Linked DNA regions of Homo sapiens: region 1 is linked to region 2. A link is a loop called in an ENCODE intact Hi-C map of the cell type or tissue named here. Cell type or tissue: heart right ventricle. All regions are shown on one strand. Each heading gives the region's core, and the rest is flanking DNA. Links, peaks and the distances in the headings are about the cores only. Region 1 overlaps LOC124905022 (a long non-coding RNA gene). Region 2 holds the start of UMODL1 (uromodulin like 1).

What was found. Peaks named below come from ENCODE experiments on the same cell type or tissue, not always from the same donor. Only the 100,000 strongest peaks of a DNase experiment are listed, where the experiment ranks them.
Region 1: a loop joins it to region 2, with 10 times the contacts of the local background. A loop is called at or near these places in 3 of 110 quality-filtered maps.

Annotation. Positions count from the first base shown.
Region 1 is chr21:42,935,765-42,946,389 of GRCh38, forward strand. It overlaps LOC124905022 (a long non-coding RNA gene), which reads left to right. Exons shown (of 2, transcript XR_007067881.1): 2 at 1-1,201. LOC124905023 (a long non-coding RNA gene) reads right to left here. Exons shown (of 2, transcript XR_007067882.1): 2 at 9,025-10,625. Among named protein-coding and RNA genes, the nearest start is that of MIR5692B, 9.9 kb to the right of the region's middle. RefSeq lists enhancers at 1,005-1,663, 1,664-2,321, 2,322-2,980. In heart right ventricle, for the core only: no CTCF peak of the experiment used is centred there; a DNase peak (open chromatin) is centred at 4,547; H3K4me3 peaks cover 791 bases; H3K27ac peaks cover 1,203 bases.
Region 2 is chr21:42,069,481-42,080,105 of GRCh38, forward strand. UMODL1 (uromodulin like 1) reads left to right here and starts at 1,837. Exons shown (of 23, transcript NM_001004416.3): 1 at 1,837-1,912; 2 at 6,525-6,767. The coding sequence starts at 1,837. RefSeq lists enhancers at 3,024-3,525, 3,526-4,025, 6,120-6,621, 6,622-7,121. In heart right ventricle, for the core only: no CTCF peak of the experiment used is centred there; no DNase peak of the experiment used is centred there; H3K27me3 peaks cover 2,676 bases.

The DNA of each region.
Region 1 (10,625 bases), core at 809-8,808, 870 kb after region 2:
CCGGGAGGCGGAGCTTGCAGTGAGCCGAGATCACACCACTGCACTCCAGCCTGGGTGACAGAGCGAGACTCCGTCTCAAAAAAAAAAAAAAAAAAAATTATACGATACTATAGGCCTGCCACTTAGACATAACACAGGTCATGGGGATACCGGACCCCCATTTACATGCTCAACGAAATCATACAGTTGCAAGCTGTTTTAGAAATCATCACTAATAAAACCGGTCAAGCCTTGACTGTTCTGGCCCAGCAAGAAACTCGGAGAAGAACTGCTATCTATCAAAATACACTGGCTAGCAGCTACTTGCCATCGATCAATAGATCGACTACTTGCTAGCAGGCGAAAGAGAGGTCTACAAGAAATTTAACCTTACTAATTACTGTGTACACATAGATAATTAAAGACAAGTAGTTAAAGACATAGTTAGAAATATGACAAAACTGGCACATGTGCCCTTGCAAGTGTAACACGGATTCGGCCCTGGAGCCAGGTGGTTCCCAGCACTAGAAGGATTTAAAACTCTTATAATAGGAGTTATAATAGTAACAGAAACCTGCTTACTGCTCCCTTATTTGCTACCTGTACCTCTTCAAATGATAAAAAGCTTCATCGCTACCTTAGTTCACCAAAATGCATCAGCACAAGTGTACTATATGAATCACTAGCAATCTATTGTACAATGTAATGCCCAACCTTGTTCTTACTAACCCTGTTCTTAGACTCTCCCTTTCCTTTACTCACCTAGCCTCATTTCCACCTGAATGGACTCTCCCTTAGCTGAGAGAGCCAGACAGACTCCATCTTGGCTCTTTCCCTGGCAGCCCCTTCCTCAAGGACTTAACTTGTGCAAGCTGACTCCCAGCACATCCAAGAATGCAGTTAACTGATAAGATACTGTGGCGAGCTATATCCGCAGTTCCCAGGAATTCGTCTGATTGATAACGCCCAAAGCCAAGACTATCATCTTGTAATAGTCTTAAAGCCCCTGCACCTGGAACTGTTTACTTTCCTGTAACCATTTATCCTTTTAACTTTTTTGCCTACTTTACTTCTGTAAAATTGTTTTAACTAGACCCCCCCTCCCCTTTCTAAACCAAAGTATAAAAGAAAATCTAGCCCCTTCTTCGGGGCCAAGAGAACTTTGAGCATTAGCCATCTCTTGGCCGCAGGCTAAATAAACGGACTCTTAATTCGTCTCAAAGTGTGGCGTTTTCTCTAACTCGCTCAGGTACAACAACAAGAAGACATAAGTGGCAAAGATAAGAGTGAGAACTCCCACTAATAAAAAGTGAGAGTCTCAAAGCAGGGGAATGAGGTAAGAGAGAGACCCTCTCATATTGTTTTATATTGTTCTATACTCAGAAAAAGAGAAGTGAAACTAAAGGCAGGTAGCCCGGCGCCTAGGAAGCAGACCCGAAACCAGGCCTGGGCCTGCCTGACCTAAGCCTGGTAGTTAAAATTCGACCCCTGACCTAGGAACTGATGTTATCTATAGATTCCAGACATTGTGTGGAAGGACATTGTGAAACCTCCCGTTCTGTTCTTTTTCACTCTGACCACCGGTGCTCGCAGCCCCCGTCACATACCCCCTGGCTTGCTCAATCGATCACGACCCTCTCACACGGACCCCCTTAGAGTTGTGAGCCCTTAAAAGGGACAGAAGTTGAGCACTGAGGAGCTCGGATTTTAAGACGCTAGCCTGCCCATGCTCCCAGCTGATTACAGCCACTCCCTTCACTATCTTGGTGTCTGAGGGGTTTTGTCCACAGCTCATCCTGCTAAAACAGCTCACTACAATCTCAAACTCCTGAGCTCCAGTGATTCTCCTGCCTGTGAAAGGAAAACAAATCTTGCCCCTGCCCCCACCCCAAATCACTAAGCTAAAGGGAAAAGTGAAGCTGGAAACTGCTTAGGGCCAACCTGCCTCCCATTCTATTCAAAGTCACCCCTCTGCTCACTGAGGTAAATGCATGTCTGATGGCCTCCTTTGAAAAGACTAATCAGAAACTCAAAAGAATGCAACCATTTGTCTGTCTCCTACCTGTGACCTGCAAGCCCCCTCCCCGCTTCCTGTCTTCCTGCCTTTGCTTCAGGTTGTCCTGCCTTCCAGACCGAACCAATGTACTTCTTACCTATATTGATTGATGTCTCACGTCTCCCTAAAATGTATAAAACCAAACTGTGCCCCGACCACCCTGGGCACGTGTTGTCAGGACCTCCTGAAGCTGTGTCGCGGGTGCGTACTCAACCTTCGCAAAATAAACTTTCTAAATTAACTGAGGCCTGCCTCAAATTTTCAAGGTTCCCGTGCCTTAGCCTCCCGAGTAACTGGGACTACAGGCACGTGCCACCACGCCCGACTAATTTTGTTGTTGTTGAGACAGAGTCTAGCTATATTGCCCAGGCTGGTCTCCAACTGCTGGGCTCAAGTGATCTTCCTGCCTCTGCCTCCCAAAGCGCTGGGATTACAGCCACGAGCCACCATGCCCGGCCTTCTTTTTCTCTTTCCAGCATTGGCTTTGAAATCTTATGAAATCCAAGCGGATGGGAGCCTAAGCTAACGAGTATGTCTTGATGGTTTTAGTTCATCAGAACCCTTGCCAAGACTTTTATTTTTAAATGTACGGCTTAAAATATATCATCCTCGGCCCTGAGCCAATGAGAGGAAGCCAAGGTAAAACACTCTCTTCTCCAGGACATATGGAAAGTCGCTGCTGCCGGAGTAAGGGAGAAATTCTAGAAAGGACGTTCTAGTGCAACAGGCAAAGTTTCATGGCACCGACAGCTATTTTCCAGGAAAGAAGCTTTAAACTATGGAGTTTATGGAAAAAAAGAAAGGGGGGAAAAGACATTTCTGCAAACTGACCTAAGCCCTGGGAATCTGAACCTTCCTATCTGAGGAAAGGGAGGGGGGACTCCGAGGGCCTCTGCAGGACACAGGTGCAATGTTTACCTGCTGCTGTCAGTGAGGATCCTCTGCATGGAGGAGCCCTTCCTTGGCCTGAGTTGTACTTAAAAGCAGGCACTTGTCTTTCATTTTTTTGAGACAGGGTCTCACTCTGTCCCCCAGGCTGGAGTGCAGTGGCGTGACCATGGCTCACTGCAACCTCCACCTCCCGGGTTCAAGCGATTCTCCCACCTCAGCCTCCCAAGTAGATGGGACCACAGGCGTGCACCACCACGCCCAGCTCATTTTTGTATTTTTTGCTAGAGATAGGGTTTCACCATCTTGGCCAGACTGGTCACAAACTCTTGACCTCAAGTGATCTTCCTACCTCAGCTTCCCAAAGTGCTGAGATTTCAGGCGTGAGCCACCGCGCCAGCCCAGGCTGTTGTCTTTCTCATGGCTTTGAGTTTCCACCCTTCCTCCCTTTTCCTTGTGCCACTGAGCACTTTAAAAATCCTAATTGTGTCACCAGACGGGTTGCAAACTAAGGCATCTACTTGCGGGAGTCAGCCTAAGCCAGCTCATGGGGCTTGAAGTTTTCTTTGGTTTTTTGTTTCTTGTTTTTTTTTTTTTTTTTTTTTTTTTTGAGACGGAATTTTGCTCTTATTGCCGAGGCTGGAGTGCAATGGTGCGATCTCAGCTCACTGCAACCTCTGCCTCCCGGGTTCAAGCGATTCTCCTGCTTCAGCCTCCCGAGTAGCTGGGATTACAAGCATGCGCCATCAAGCTTGGCTGATTTTTTTGTATTTTTAGTAGAGATGGGATTTCTCCATGTTGGCCAGGCTGGTCTTGAACTCCCGACCTCAGGTGATCCACCCACCTCGGCCTCCCAAAGTGCTGGGATTGCAGGCGTGAGCCACCGCCCCCGGTCACAGTATTTTTAAGGTGTATTTTCCAGCATCTTTTGATGCTCTTCATACTTTTTTCAACCTTTCAGTTATTTAAGTGCATCATTCTCTTTCCACAATCTCAGCACCCTGAGGGTTTCCGCTTCTCTTCTGCCCCTTTGGTGAATGCTCTATTTATGATTCTTCTTGTAAAACTGAACACGTTGGGTGGCTCTTCCACTCAGCCCAGCTGGAGCTACACTGCCTAGAGGCCAGGGTGATCCTGGGATGTCACAAGCGCAGTGAAGGGACCCTTATGTTACAGGAAAGGGGTCCAGATCCAGACCCCAAAAGAGGGTTCTTAGATCTCGTGCCAAAAAGAATTCAGGGCCAGTCTGTAAAGCGAAACCAAGTTTATTAAGAAAGTAAAGGAATAAGGGAATGGCTACTCCAAAGGCGGAATAGGAATACGACTAGGAAACGGCATGCAGTGCTACTAGATAGTCAAAGTTTCAGATTTTTTAATTTATTGTTGGGATTGGGGTGTCGTTAGAAAAAAGTATGAAAAGAGACGGTTAGCAGTGCAATTGAAGACATGTTAGGTTAATATATAATGTATGAGTCTGTGTAACGGATAGTTTTTATTCATCATAAAATTCTCAAAAGACTCACAGATGTGTGGCCCTTGCAGCTGTTCTTCCCTTGCTAACAGCGTTAGGCTCTGACTCAGAGGAGTTTTGTGCCAAAGAATTCTGGCAGCGTCTACAGTTCTTGTGAAATTCCCAGTGAGGAAATCGTTCACTGTGAGCAGGGGCGATGATGACAAGACGATCCAGGGGATGGGGAAGGAGCCCAGGAAGAAAGAATACAGAGCCCCGGGCATGTGAAATGTATCAGCCTCAAAATTCTTATCTTTCTTTACATCTTTCTATTTACAAAGTCTTGTTTTTGTTTTTGTTTGAGATGGAGTTTCACTCTGTCGCCCAGGCTGGAGTGCAGTGGCACTATCTTGGCTCACCACAACCTCCGCCTCCCAGCTTCAAGCACTTCTCCTGCCTCAGCCTCCCGAGTAGCTGGGATTACAGGCACGCGCCACCACACCTGGCTAATTTTGTATTTTTAGCAGAGATGGGGTTTCTCCATGTTGGTCAGGCTGGTCTCAAACTCCCGACTTCAGGTGATTGCCAGCCTCGGCCTCCCAAAGTGCTGGAATTACAGGTGTGAGCCACCACACCCGACCCTGTTTTTGTTTTTTGACATGCAGTCTCACTGTGTCACCGAAGCTGGAGTGCAATGGTATGATGCTGGCTCACTGCAGCTTCCACCTCCCAGGTTCAAGGGATTCTCCTGCCTCAGCCTCCCCAGTAGCTGGGACTACAGGTGCCCGCCACCACAACCAGCTAATATTTGTATTTTTAGTAGAGATGGGGCTTCACCATGTTGGCCAGGCTGGTCTCAAACTCCTAACCTGAGGTGATCCACCTGCCTTGGCCTCCCAAAGTGCTGAGATTACATGTGTGAGCCACCGCACCCAGCCCAAAGTCTGTTTTTCTTGGCGGGGGTTGGCAGTCAGGGAGCAAATCAGAGTGGCCTATGCACAAAAGGTTGAGAACAGAACTGTGATTTGGAGAGGGAATTCTCCAGCCAGCGTGTCACAAAGCCGCTCACCTGCTCGTGTGAGTGTCTGAATGCACGTGTTTGAGTGTCAGGGGCGTGTGAACCACAGCAACTCAATCTTGAATAGGGGCTGGGTAAAGTGAGGCTGAGACCTCCCGGGGCTGCATTCCCAGATGGTTAAGGCATTCTAAGTCACAAGATGAGATAGGAAGTTCGCACAAGACACTGGTCATAAAGACCTTGCTGATAAAACAGGTTGCAGTAAAGAAGCCGGCTAGGGCCGGGCGCGGTGGCTCATGCCTATAATCCCAGCACTTTGGGAGCCCAAGGCAGGCGGATCACCTGAGGTCAGGAGTTCGAGACCAGCCTGACCAACATGGAGAAACCCTGTCTCTACTAAAAAGTACAAAATTAGCCGGGTGTGGCGGTGCATGCCAGTAGTCCCAGCTACTCGGGAGACTGAAGCAGGAGAATTGCTTGATCCCGGGAGGCGGAGGTTGTGGTGGGCCGAGATCGCACTATTGCACTTCAGCCTGGGCAACAAGAGTGAAACTGTCTCACACACACACAAAAAGTTATAGGTAGGACAATTTCCAGGTATGGTTGTTTTGCAATCAGGGCATCTCAGCGGGTCCACCAAATAGGAGGTTTGTCTCTGTGCCTGGATGGTTTCATTACTCATTCATGAGACAAAGAGCGGGAAGGTAGAGGGTCTGGGTGTGGCTTTGTCACAGGTAAACACTGGTGCCGGATGGGCACGGTGGCTCAAGCCTATAATCTTAGCACTTTGGAAGGTGGAGGCAGGAGGATCCGTTGAGCCCAGGAATTTGAGACCAGCCTGCACAACATGGCGAGATCTCATCTCTACAAAAATTTAAAAGTTAACCAGGCATGGTGGTGCATGCCTGTAATTCCAGCTACTCTGGAGGCTGAGGTGGGAAGATTGACCCAGCCCAGGAAGCGGAGGTTGCAGTGAGCTATGATTGCACCATTGCACTCCAGCCTGGGCAACGGGGCGAGACCCTGTCTCAAAAACAAAAACAAAATGTAGGATATAATAAATTCTTCTTCAAAGGTTTTAGCCTGTAAATTGTTTAGTACAATGAGTTCTGAGATCCTCTCCAAAGAACCAGTGCATCAGTATGTTCAGCTCCCCTGTTCTTTGTTCTTCATTTTAAAATTTAATTTCCTCTTTCCCTTCGTCTCCTAGCCCCTAGTTTCAGTGAACAGTCCCCTCCTAGCCTCTATCACCTGCTCTGACCTGAGTCATTCTGAGTCACCTGTTTTGTAACCATCCTTCCCGCCAAACTACTCACCCCGCCACTCCAGCTCGTACCCCTGCTCTCTTTAAAACAGCCAACTGGAATTAGCTTAGACGGTGCGGTCCAACCCTAGCTAATATGGGAATGACACAGCAGTAGGGGCTGCATGCATCAGGGATAAGAACCCCTTCCCTTCCCTTTTCAGATTTGCTCTCACCATTGCTCCACCCTCGAGGTGCACCCTCCTATAGAAGTAACATTGCCTTGCTGAGAAAATTAAATTTATGTTTGAGTGCTATTTCTTTGTGGCACCAAAAATTTATTTCTAACAAAAAGAAAGAAAAAACCAACACTGGTGCCATCCTAGAGTTCTGGGGAGTCATGAGCAAGTGCACACTGCGAGTCTTACTGAAGTCACAGGGGAGGGGTGGGACACAGTGTGGGGATCTCTCCAGGGCTCTGCTCTCTGGTGCACAGGGCTCAGGGAAGGCCCGGCATTTGGCAGTTGCCCAGTGACTCGGGGAAAAGAGGGATGGACCACACTCAGAACCCTGCTTAGGGCAGCAGAAGGATGTAGGCACTGTCCCTGGTACCCAGGCAGCAGGCTGGGCATTCCTTGGTCAATGTTTGCCAGGCACATGATAACCTAAGTGTGCAGGTGATGTTCAAGCCAGGTCAGGACATGGGGAACCACCTGGCTTCTCTCCAGTGCTTGCCATGATGTCCCAAATGAAGGTGATTTTTTTTTCTTTTTTTTGAGACTAGGTCTCATTCTTTTGCCCAGGCTGCAGTGCAGTGTCAAGATCACGGCTCACTGCAACCTCTGCCTCCTGGGCTCAAATGATCTGCCCACATCAGCCTCCTGAGTAGCTGGGACCACAGGCGCCCACCACCATGGCCGGCTAATTTTTTGTACTTTTAGTAAAGACGGGCTTTCACCATGTTAGCCAGGATGGTCTCGATCTCCTGACCTCGTGATCCACCTGCCTCGGCCTCCCAAAGTGCTGGGATTACAGGCCTGAGCCACTGCACCCAGCCAAGTGCTGGGAACCATTTTCTAAACATGGCCCCAGGATCAAATCCATTCCACACTTGCATGGGCACATGTGCCAGTTTTGTCGTATCTCTAACTATGTCTTCAACTGCTTGCCCTTCATTATCTATGTGTACGCAGCAATTAGTAAGGTTAAATTTCCTACAGACCTTTCCTTCAGCTGCTAGCAAGTAGTTGAGAGCTAATCTATTTTGACATATAGCATTTCTCATCTGAGCTTCTTGCCAGGCCACAATAGTCAAGGCTCTGCTGGTTTTATTAATGTTTATTTTTAAGACAGCTTGTAACTGTATGATTCGGTTGATCATGTAAATGGGGGTCCGGTATCCCCACGAGCCGTCTTGTGCCTAAGTAGCAGGACTATAATGTTGTATGATTCTCTCAGGGGGCCATTTATCATTTTTTCAATTTCTTATGGCTACGATTCTCTTTTCGTGGGAAGAATAGACAGGGAAGCCCAGGAGTTCGCCTGTTTTTTTGGGCAGTAGGAAGAAAGATGGTTTAATAGTACCAATAACACAACTACCTGCCTACTGGTCAGGTAATTTGGCGTAAGCTCTGTGCCTACATATCCAGTATAATCCAGTGGGGGCTGTCCAGTCCTGGTGGGACTCCGGGTGGGTCCACACAGTTTGCAACTTTGGGAATTTACTAAATGGATTTCTCTCTGTGTGATTTGAACTGGAGTTCACTGGAGTCCACCAAGTGACTGTTTTTGTGGTATCATTATACAGTTTCTGTCTCCGACAACTAAGTCGTCCTCTGGGGTGAGTGAATTCTCTTCCTTCTCTAGCTATGCAATATTGTCTAATAATTGAGGCTTTTAGGACCAGAAATTATCAGGGTGATTCTTTTGAGCCAGGAATTCATCAGGAACTGGGTCTGTAGGTACTAATTCTCGGGCTTCCCATGGCCATTGATCTCTTATTACAGCTTCTCCACATACATAGCATGAAGTGACATTGAGAGACTGGGCTATATGCTCAACTAATTTCAAAAACAAATTTCTTGTTTTTCCTGAAATTTCTGGTACTGGCACATTTAGTTCATCATAGGAAGTTTGAAACACTGGCTCAGGAAAGCGTTTGTAAACTTCTCCTTGAACCAAGATATTTAGTTGAGGATCCAGTCTGGCCCAATCAATTCCTAAGGTCACGCGCTCCTCTGTTTTTCTAGCGAGGGTCAAGGGGCTTGGTTATTACTAGCTCTAAGGGGTTACATTGTCCCTTAGTACAGGAAGGGCCATTTTTTCCTTTCTGAAGGTGGACTGGATCTTTTTCATTTTCTTTTTGTCCAAGTGGCCAAAATGACACAAGACCAGTGTTTACATTTATTTCCACACAGTGCTAATTTATGACAGATGTATTTATTTTCTGCCATATAGCCTTTTCTAATGAAGAGAACCACAACTTATTCCTAACTTACTACTATTAATGACAGCACAGGCATCAAATTTTAAGATGAATTGTTTGGGCACCCCTTTTTCTTCTGTTTTGGCTAACACTTCACTCGTATCATTTATGAGTCCACACCAGTCCTCAGTCCTTAATCTTATTTTAAAAACTATGGTCATGGGAGGCTCAGATGGGTCATAACACACATCAGGTTGGTCACTTCCTGGGCTACATACTTTGTATAGAATAACATTACACGAACAAGTTCTTTTTAGAGTTCCAGTACACTTATAATAACCATAAAATAATAGGACCATAGCAACCTTTTGTCCTACCTCAGTGACTTGATGTATACAATGGGAACTGTCCTTAGTCTGAGGAAGGTCATTTGAAGTCCTTACTGTAAAAGTCCAAATTTTAAGAAAAATGAGTCCCGCAATGGGTTTTCTCATGCTTCGGCTGTGTGTGGACCAGTCAGCTTCCAGGTGTGACTGGAGTAGGGCTTGTCGTCTTCTTCAGAGTCACTTTGCAGGGGTTGGCAAAGCTGCTCCCCTCCACGTACTGCTCACAGTCTACTGATGTTCAAGGATGGTCTCAGAGGTTAGGCCTGCTAGAATAAACTGAGTCCAACACCTTTACACAGTTATGTTCAACTGGGCTCTCTGATACCGGGAGAAATGTGGTGGGGTTTAGGGTGTTGCAAACTTCAATGGTTATGTGGGGATTTTCAAATAGCATGATTTGGTACTTGGTTAATCTATCATTTGTTAACCAATGATATCCTTTGGTATTTATTAAGGTTACCACAGCATGGGGGGTCTTTATATTCAGATTTTGCTTAAGGGTTAGTTTATCTGCTTCTTGTGCTAACAGGGCTGTTGCTGCCAGGGCCCTTAGACGTGGGGCCAGCCTTTGGAAACCCTGTCTAGTTGTTTTGAGAAATAGACCACTAGCCTTGACCAGGGCCCCACAGTCTGGGTTAAAACTCCAACTGCCATTTTTTCTCTTTCTGACACATAGAATGTTGAGTTTTGTCAGGTCAGGTAGCCTCAGGGCTGGAGCTGACGTGAGTTTTCTTTTAACTCATGAAAAGCTCGTTGCTGTTGGTTGTAATAGATGTAGTTTATCCAATCTACATTTTTATTAACTGTCACCTACCAAAATATTGACTCAAATCCTGCAGCTATTTGATTTCAAGCTTTAAATTGATCTGGTATTCCTCGTGGGACTCCAATTGCGTCTAAATAGACATGAGAGTTGAAAGACCCCTAAGGAGCTTCTCTCGCTTTATGATGTCTTATTGATGAAATGCCAGGGTGAAAGGGATAGCCAACCGGACTAAAGTACAAGTGCCACTCCAGTTATTCGGCAGAGTGCCCAGTAAAGGTCCACCACAATACCACCACACATCCGCTCAGGGATGAACAAGGGCTGCCTCATTGATAAGCTCTTGAAAATTCTTATGCTTCACTGCATCCTTTCAGGTCTCCAAGGAACACGAAGTTTCCTCCCTGTCATGAGAGA
Region 2 (10,625 bases), core at 1,245-9,244:
TGTGGTTAAATCATGACAGACCAGCAGTGGAGTGGAGTGTGAAGAACTGCGGCTTGAGGCTTAGACAAGCCTGGGTTTAATCTCTTGTTTACTGGCTGTGTGGCCTTTCTGAACCTGTTTTCTCACCTATATAATAGGGACAAAGGACCTATTTCATAGGGCAATCGTGAAGATGAGAGACAACAGTGCACCAGACGAATTTTGAGTTTTAACCTGTAATATTATCCCTGATTTACCTTGATATTTTATAGACATTCATACATTATAGTAGCAAACATTTTGAGATGATATATACAAGATAATACAAATTCATCTTGCATTTTAAAATGTTCAGATTTACTTAAATCATAATACTTTTTATTCTTTTAGTGTTAATAAAATTTCACTTCCTTGAGTATTATATAATAGCTTTAACATTTATTCTTTTCGTATGAAAACGTTTTTTAATGAGCCAATTCTGTGTGAAGCTTTTGGTTTTCTATAAAAGCTGCTGTGTTCCAAGGACACCCGTTGTACGCAGCCCCTTTGCTGTGAGATCATTTCCAGCCTCCTTTTTGTATTCTTGTCATGGCATCTGACATTTAGTCATTAGCCAAGCAAATGCAGCAGTTCATCATCTCAGAGATTAATCTACAGAGAATAAAAGAGGTAGCAACGTTGGTGCGGGAGTTAGGCGAGAAGGTCCCTTCTGGAGGAATCGTTTTGTATCTAGAACACCAGGGAATTATGCTCCCGAACCATGCAGCCAACGTGAATCTTTGTTAATTCATCTGAATGTTTCCTCAGTAAAATCAACAAGATCTTCTTCATCCAATGTTAAAAATTGGGCTTCAGCAGTCAACACTAAGAAGTGAGAGGCAATCAACGGTGCAGTATGAAAACATCATGAGCTAGAAAGAACTTAACATGAGATTTAGAAATCTACTTCACATATACCATGATGACTACTGAAATAAAACATTAATCACCTGTATTCTTATCACTCCTCAAAATGTTTTCTTCCTGTCCCAGGGCCCTTTCTGGAGTTTTCTCCATGCTTATATAACTGTACAGAGTTGTCACTTTCATGGAGATGAAATTGCATGCGTTGCTGTTTTGACTTCACATTGTTAAGTATTTGTTTGTGCTACTAAAACTTCATGGTGAGCATTTCAACGCCCGTGTAATGCTGCATCCAGATGCTCTGTAATAATTACTCTCCCACTCTCCTGTGGCTGTCCAATTATGTAATTTCCCACTTTAAGTCATAATAGGTAATGCACATCCCTGTGACCACAGCTTCGTGCTCTCAGCCCAAGCTCCGGGAGGAGAGGACTGGGTCAAAGCACCTGGACATTTTTGTGACTTTTGAAGTGCATTGTGGAACCGTGTGAAGGACGCTTTTCTGAACGTGATGTTCCACTTTGATTTGATGCTGTTTTCTTCTGCCAGTTCAGAACGATAGGGTAAGAGAATACTCCGTGTTGATGGAGAGACTCAGATATGAGTCTCAAATGTGTTTTCTGCGTAACAACGAGATGGGATCCAGCGATGCGGTCTGGGCTTTTGGGTACTCACCTTTCCTAAAAGATGCCATCTGCTTGGAGCAGAATAGGCTGTGACACGCAGGAGCCCCCAGGGAAACGGCCATGGCAATGGTGGGTGTTAACGAGCAGGCATAAGGGACTGCTCCCAGCGGTGCTTCCTCTGAAGTCATTGCCACCTGCAGCAGCACAGGGGACAGAAAGGCCGTTTCTCCAGGTCCAGGCAGCTCAGGCCCCTATGAGCCCTGGCGTAGCAGAGACCCAGGCTTCTTGGTAGAGGCCCAGAGCCCTGTACTGCCACCACTGCCGGACGATGCTCAGGACCTCGGGGCTGGCACTGCTGGCTCTGGTCAGTGCTGTGGGCCCAAGCCAGGCCAGCGGCTTCACAGGTGAGGGGTCTGGGCTTGGCATGGGCAGTTCTTAAGGACAGGGGCTTCCTGGCATGGGTCTCATGAGGACAGCCCCCTGTGGAGACCTGGGCAGGCAAGGACGCCTCTGCTTGGAGAGGCGACATCTGTTCTTTTGTGGACAAGCTTTTTGGTAAGCGCACATGGTAGCAGCTGTGGAGGTGGGGCAGGAGTGCCGGGTAGGGTTTTGGGAAGAGGACTCCCCCAGTGGGAACCTGTTGCTGAATCACCTGGGCGTTCGTGGGGGTAAAATGCAGATTCTTAGCCAGCAGGTCTGGGGTGCAGGGCCTGGAACTCTACATGTCTGTGGGTGATGCAGATGCTGTGGGTCCTCAGATCCCACTGAGAACAGTGAGCTCCTACAGACGCAGAAGAAAGGTCTCCTGAACCTTGGTGCATTCAAGTCCTCACTTACAGATTTAAAAAAAAAAGGAGACCTAGCCTGGGCAACATCATGAGACCCCATGTGTACCAAAAAAAAAAAAAAATTAGCCAGCCATGGTGGTGCACACTTGTGGTCCCAGCTACACAGGAGGCTGGGATGGGAGGATCACTTGAGCTTGGGAGGTCCAGGCTGCAGTGAGCTAAGATTGCTCCACTGCACTGCAGCCTGGGCGGCAGAGCAAAAGCCCCCAAACAAACAAACAAACAAACAAAAAAAGCCACAATACAAAAACAAAAAAGAAAGGGAGACCCAGAATGGATCAGGGACTTGCCCAGGCCACACAGCTCACAGGGCAGAGTCACCACAGGAGCCAGAGGCTGCACCAGGGCTCTGTCCGGAGTTTTCCCAGGCATGCGGAGAGCAGGGCAGCTTCTTAAAAACACACGGGAGTTCTGAAACCCCAGAATCCAGGGAAATGGGACTGCGGAATTTTAAAATCATTTTCCTCTTAAAATCTGTCATATTCAGTTACAAATTTAAAGGAATCCATTCTGTTTCTAAAATCAACTATGTTTTTGTACTACTTTAACGTTTTTCACCCAGAAGCAGGATTTTGCTTTGTGATTTGTGAAATGGATTTTCCCATTGGAACAGGTAATGTGTAGACCCCACAGTTCAGATGCATAATGGGTGGGTATCCTGGGAAGCTGGAGAAGGTCTTAGGAGGTGTTTCCAGAACCCCTCATTGTATATGAGGACACGGGGCAGAACCTCAGCAACCCCACACGTGGTCGCCCCGAATTTTCCCTGTGTGCCAGCACTGCCTTCACAGGCATGACCCCACTTCAGCCTTTTGCAGCCACAGGACATGGCTGTTATTTCACAGATGACAAGAGAGGGGCACTGGGAGGGCATGACATGGGCGCAATCATGCAACAGGGGTTTGTGAGCCTGGGTGTGAGCACAGGTCCATCTGACCCCAGGACTCTTGTTGGCCCCAGAGCATTAGGCTTTCCCATCTCTGAGACCGGAATCCAAGACCCCCGGCTCCTGCTCTGATGGCCCTTGTGGGTCTTTGCGGGATGGCAGGATCTGCTAACTGCTTTCTTCTCTGGGCTTGGCCAAGAAGCCAGGCTTGGGATGGCACGTGACCTCGGATAAAATGTTAAAAACAAAACAGGGCAAACATCTCCCGGGTTCCACAGGAGATGAGTGTGTGTGTGTGTGCGCGCGCGCGTGTGTGTGTGTGCGTGTGCGCATGTGTGCAGGACGGCTCTGCTGCGGACCAGCTGGGGCCATGTAACGATCAGGTGGGGCCCTGGCACCTCTCTAGAGACCAGGAGCTGTAAGTGTCCTTAATGTGGTTGGCATCTCTGCTCAGGTTACGATGAAAAACGCAAGCTAGATCCACTCTGCTAAGTTCTTGGTGCAGGAAGTCCTCGGCCTTTGCCTAGCTCGGCGTGGTCACTGAGTAGGTGAGCGCGTTCCTTCCGGCCATATTCCACCGTTCTTCATGCAAGTCACCTCTAGGCTCTCAGCCAAGCTGCCCTGGTCCCGGAAGCTGATTTGTCCTGTTCCACCCCGTACGATGAGGACCTCCCGTTCCTTTGCAGAGCTCACAGTAACTACCCCACTGGTGATGCCAAGCAGCAGGTGGTCCCCATCCCCAGAGGCCCTGCTGGGCCCGCAGGGTGATTTGGGGTTCAGCCCCCAGAGGAAGTTGCAGCTCCAGTCCCTGTTGCTTGTGGAGTGGGGTCGCTGTGCAGCAAGTGTGTGGTCCAGCACCTGTGTTCTGCCCAGAGCAAATCTGCAGCCTCTTCCCTCACCGTGTTTGAGGGCTGGCTCTGCCCTATTTCTTCCTGGGGTGAGTAACAAGCCCCTGGAGTCCTGCTTTCTGCACACTTGTAGGTTGCTGCGAGGTCCAAGGAGGGAATCTTCAGAGATGCTGCCCCAGTGGAGCGAATAAGGACAGCAGTGGTTTTGTGATCATTTCTGCTCCCATCTCTGTGTTCCTCCCCAGAAATCAATCCAGCTACTCATTGAGGGAAATCAACTGTAATACTGAGCCCCCACCTCTTGGGGGTACAGTCTAGTAAAGCTTAGAGCTCAGGGGTTGAGTGTCTGAAATGCAAGCACTGTATGTCAAATCCTCCGTTCATCCTGCACTGAGAGTCCATGTACTCAGGGCCCCCTGCTAGGTGCCACGGGGGAGCTGGAGGGGACCCTTCACCATCCCTGTGTGCACTGGCTAGGGCTGCTGTAACAAAGAAACACAGCCTGCGTGGCTTAAACAGCAGAAATGGATTCGGTCACAGGTCTGGAGGCCGGAAGTCTAAGATGAAGTTGCGGGCAGGGCTGGCTCCTCCCGAGCCCCTGCAGGAGTCTCTGCTCCGGGCCTCCAGCTTCTGGAGCTGCTGGCAATCTTTGGTGTTCCTTGACAGGTAGAAGCATCACCCTGGTCTCTACCTTCTCCCTGTGTGCCTGTCTGTCTCCACATTTCCCTTTAGTATAAGGGCCAGTCATATTGTATTAGGGCCCACCCTAATGTCTCCACTTTAACTTGATACCCTCTGTAAGACATTACTGCAGATAAGGTCATATTCTGAGTTACTGGGGTTTAGGACTTTAACACACTAATTTTTGGAGGAACACAATCAATTCAAACTAGGCAGTAGGGGCTCCCGGGGAGATGGGAAGCCCAGGCACCACGTCAGGGGATGTCCATGACCAAAGAGTCTCGTGGTGAATGTCATGGGGCCAGGGGTCTCGAGAACGGAGTAATCACGTTGATGGAGGGGCGATGGGCCTTGTGTAAAGGAACCAGGCTCCAGTGAGAGATATGTGGGGCCCAATAGGGTAAACCTGATGCTTGTCCTGCAGCGGGGGTGACTGTGCCTCCTCCTGATCACAGTGGTAACGGCTGAAAAGTTGAACTGGTCTTTTTTTTGAGATGGAGTCTCGCTCTGTCACCTAGGCTGGAGTGCAGTGACATGATCTGGGCTCACTGCAACCTCCGCCTCCTGGGTTCAAGCAATTCTCCTGCCTCAGCCTCCTGAGTAGCTGGGATTACAGGCACCAGCCACCACAATTTTTTATTTTATTTTTTATTTTTGTTTTTTTTTTCAGAGGGAGTCTTCACTCTGTCACCCAGGGTGGAGTGCAGTGGCGCAATCTTGGCTCACTGCAACCTCCGCCTCCTGGGTTCACGCCATTCTGCCTCAGCCTCCCAAGTAGCTGGGACTACAGGCGCCCACCGCCACTCCCGGCTAATTTTTTGTATTTTTAGTAGAGAGGGGCTTTCACCATGTTAGCCAGGGTGGTCTCGATCTCCTGACCTCGTGATCCGCCCACCTTGGCCTCCCAAAGTGCTGGGATTGATTACAGGCATGAGCCACCGCGCCCAGCCCACACCCGGCTAATTTTTAAAAAATATTTTTGCTGGAGATGGGGGGGGGGTTTCACCATGTTGGCCGGGCTGGTCTCGAACTCCTGAGCTTGAGTGATCCACCTGCCTCGGCCTCCCAAAGTGCTGGGATTACAGGTGTGAGCCACCACGCCCGGCCTGAGCTGGTCTTTTATCATCAACAAACTTCTCACACACTTGCCACAGAGCGACCGCACTCCACAGGTGCTTTAAGTACCTGCTTACTTATCTTCCACCTCATTGAAAAGAAAGCCGTCATTGTCATGTCCTGGCCACAGCAGGCCTTCAGTTTGCACTGTGGAGGGAACTGCTGCACATTCACTTCCCATGTGGCAACCTTGAGGCTCAGGGGGACTAAGAGATAGATGTGCACGAGATTCTACGGCCTGTGGAATCAGCTCACATGGAGCAGAACAAAGGGACGTGATCTCTAAGCATTGATTCCAGCGCTGTGCTCTCTCCTTCGTATATGGACCGTGAGAACCCTGTGCTTCAGGAAGCATGCGTGGGGCCCAGGTGGCACCTCCTCCTCGGTCACAGCGGCTTTCTTAGCAGGCCAGGCTACGTTTATGCTTTATTCTTCTGTGCTCACTCATGCAACAGCCTTCCTGGTGCACTAGCAGGCAAAGGCCAGTGGAGAGGGCTGGTGGGCAGCTTCTGAGAGGCCTGCGCGAGTGCGGGAGGTGTGCTCTCACTTGCTATTGCAGAGGGACGCCTTGCGGATAACCGCTCGCACGGATCTGATCCTGGTGTTCTCAGTCGCCTTCTTGCTTGGCCTCTTTCAGAAAAAGGCCTCTCCCTGTTGGGCTACCAGCTATGCAGCCACCGTGTGACCCACACTGTACAGAAGGTGGAGGCCGTGCAGACGTCCTACACGTCCTATGTGTCCTGCGGCGGCTGGATCCCCTGGAGGCGGTGCCCTAAGATGGTTTACCGGACACAGTACCTGGTAGTGGAGGTCCCCGAGTCCAGGAACGTGACTGACTGCTGTGAGGGCTATGAACAGCTCGGCCTCTACTGTGTCTTGCGTGAGTCCAGGGCTGCTGGGCTGGGGCGGGGCCACCCTTGCCGTCGAGACGCCTGATGGGACAGTCACCGTTGGCATCCATTGGCCCCGAACTTGCTAGATCTTCCAGGAGCACGGCTCCCAGCCTTGACCAGGCAGCAGGTCATCGGCAGGGCTTTCCCTGGCCCCACTCCTAGGTTTCTGAGTCCGTGGGTGGGGGTGAAGTACAAGAATTTGCCCTCCTGACAAGTTCCTGGGTGACGCTGACGCTGCTGGCCCAGGGACCCCACTTTGAGAACCTCTGCTGTTCTCAGAGGGCTCCTGGATGGCTTTAAAAATGCAGATGCCTGGGTCTCTTCCTGAGAGAGTGTGAGGGAATTGGCCCGGGGCGTTGAGAGAGTGTCGGAAGTTTTCAAAGCTCCCAGAGTGATTCTCATATACCACTGAGTGTGAGAGCCAGCACTGAACTCTCTTCTACAGCAGCCTTTTCTTTCTAAAAGCTGCAGTGAAATGCTTTCGTAGCCAAAATCCTATTCTGAACTCCAATACGTGAAAGAGCTGGAAGGAGCCCCGAGCCTACCACCCTAAGTGCTCAGAGGCCCCCAAGTCCTCCCAGTTCCTCAGTGCAGTTTGGAAGCTGCTTTCCTGTAGGATGCTTGGGGCCAGTTACCAGGGTGACCTGTGTGGTTATGCCAGGCCAGGGTCTGAGCCGTTGGGATAGGGCAGGGACTCAGGGCTCAGCCTACTGACACACAGGTGATCTCTTCCAGGGGAGGGGTGTGTGTGTGTGTGTGTGTGTGTGTGTGTGTGTGTGTGTGTGTGTGTGTGTGTGTGTGTGTGTGGTGGCTGCTAATTTTGAGTCAATACCAGATCTGCAATGAGTTTCTGTACAGTCAGAAGGTCCTGCCTTGCACCCCCACTGTGGAGGGATGTGGGGGTGTGTGGCTCCAGCTTGGTGTTGGCCAGGGTCACTGAGACATAAGGGCTGTGACCTCCAGAGTGCAGAAGCCACCAGCTCCTGGGTGCCACGAAGGGGATCCTGCAGGACCCATCCTTGTGGCCTGAGACTGTTGTACCCAGGCGAGTTAGAGAAAACGCCATACTTTGAGACGAATTAAGAGTCTTTTATTAGCCGGCGACCGAGAGACGGCTAACGCTAAAAATTCTCTCAGCCCCGAAGAAGGGGCTAGATTTTCTTTTATACTTTGGTTTAGAAAGAGGAGTGGGGGTCTAGTTAAAACAATTTTACAGAAATAAAGTAGGCAAAAAGTTAAAAAGATAAATGGTTACAGAAAAGTAAACAGTTCCAGGTGCAGGGGCTTTAAGACTATTACAAGGTGATAGACACGAGGCTTTGGGCGTTATCAATCAGACGAATTCCTGGGAACTGCGGATATAGCTCGCCACAGTATCTTATCAGTTAACTGCATTCTTGGATGTGCTGGGAGTCAGCTTGCACAAGTTAAGTCCTTGAGGAAGGGGCTGCCAGTGAAAGAGGCAAGATGGAGTCTGTCTGGCTCTCTTAGCTAAGGGAGAGTCCATTCAGGTGGAAACAAGCCTAAAAACAGGGTTAGTAAAAACAAGGTTGGGCATTACAAGACCAGGACAACAGCAGAATGGAGCGTGGACTCCGCAAACCAGGGTGTCTGCCTCCTCCAGAAACCAAGGGCCCCAGATTGTAGAGTCTGGGGTCTGCATAGACCTGCAGGCTGGGCCATCCTGAGTGGGCCCTCCCTCAGCCCCCAGTGCTATTTCACTGATGACAGGGAGAGTTGATGCGTTTCTGTTGCCCCGTTCAGAGGGCCAGGCAGAGAGAGGGCCTGATGGTTTCGGGTGTGCTGTTAACAGGCATGTTCCTCTTTCAGGAGTGTTAAAACAATACCACCATAACCAACACCTCCATCACCAACAGAAACCAGGCAGGGCCAGCTGACCCCAGAGCAACACCTCCATCACCAATAGAAACCAGGCGGGGCCAGCTGACCCCAGAGCAACACCTCCATCACCAATAGAAACCAGGCGGGGCCAGCTGACCCCAGAGCAACACCTCCATCACCAACAGAAACCAGGCGGGGCCAGCTGACCCCAGAGCAACACCTCCATCACCAACAGAAACCAGGCCGGGCCAGCTGACCCCAGAGCAACACCTCCATCACCAACAGAAACCAGGCGGGGCCAGCTGACCCCAGAGCAACACCTCCATCACCAACAGAAACCAGGCGGGGCCAGCTGACCCCAGAGCAACACCTCCATCACCAACAGAAGCCAGGTGGGGCCAGCTGACCCCAGAGCAACACCTCCATCACCAACAGAAACCAGGCGGGGCCAGCTGACCCCAGAGCAACACCTCCATCACCAATAGAAACCAGGCGGGGCCAGCTGACCCCAGAGCAACACCTCCATCACCAACAGAAACCAGGCGGGGCCAGCTGACCCCAGAGCAACACCTCCATCACCAACAGAAACCAGGCGGGGCCAGCTGACCCCAGAGCAACACCTCCATCACCAACAGAAACCAGGCAGGGCCAGCTGACCCCAGAGCAATGGCCCTTCTGTACTCTCATTGGTTCCCTAGAGGGCCACTGGCAGGACAAGCCTATGCCTTGGCCATGCTGCTCAGGTGCTGGTCTAAGGAGACCCTTCCTGTCCTGATGCCTGGCCCCATTTCCACTTTCTTCGAGGGCCACACACACAGAGGGGCCTGCTGAGCTACAGTTGCTGCTGTGCAACAACTCCACTCCTAGGGGATAGCGGGGGGCCATTAGGACACAGGTGCTGGTGCCACGGCAACTCGGTTTAGAGCATGTGGGCTTTGCAGTCAGGACATGCCCTATCCTGTCCAGTCTTACCTGTGAAGGCCACACCTCTTCCTACCTGTTGGCATTGTCAGGACTAGTGAGGGGAGGAGGCCCTGGGGGAGGCTGATCAGCAGCCCCTTCCTGCTCCCGCTCTGCAGGGCCACACCAGCCCCACCCATGCCCACCATCACCTTCTGTAAGAGACCCTGGCCTGCTGCAGCAAACAAGTTAATTCCCTCCCAGAAGATAGGGAGGCCTCTCCCCACCACCTGCCCTGCATCCTCCTTCACAGACCAGCCTCCAGGAAGCGCCTCTTGTTGGAATCAGCCCCACTTTTAGAGTGTTAACACCTTTAATTAGGGACTCACCAGGGCGATGCCCTTGCAGTCAGGGAGTCCCGTGGGTGAGAGTGGGCTGCCCTGGGGAGCTGCAGGGAGTGGAGAGTGAGGCCACAGGGAGGGACGTGAGGCATGAGGGGAGGTGGACTCAACCTGTGGGCCCTGAGCCCCTCAGTAATGGCCCCTCAGGTTCTAGAAGGCTCACTCTGGCACAGTGAAGAGGGGGCAGATCTAGAAGGAGGAAGGAAGAGAAGAGGGAGGGAAACAGGCACTGCCTGAGTGCATTCTTTCTAAGAGGCCAGGGCAGGAGACCCTCCAATCCCTCGGGCACCAAAGGAATGAGTATCCCTGGCTCTGCATGTGGGGATCCAGGCTAGGGGAGGCCCGCGCCTCCACCACCATGGCACAGTTCCAGGAAGGCAGGCTGGGGATGTGGACCGGGGCTCTCTGACCCCCAGGCAGATTTTTGGGGGTTTACCAAGCTGCACTTTAGTATAAGGGAGTTTGTGGCATTTGAGTGCTGTGGCTGTGGCGACTGTGGGAGGAGGAACATTTCAGGGCACTGAGGACACGGAGTTCTTTCTCAGAAAGGTCCCTGCCTGTGCCGGGGCCTGGTGAAGGGCACAGCCCACGAGGCTTCTGCAACTCCTGCCGCTGGAGGGCCTGTATCCCATTTCTTCCCAGCCCCACGGTCAGAGACACCATGCTGGTGGTGTGAAGGCGCCTGTGGTGGGCGGATTTACA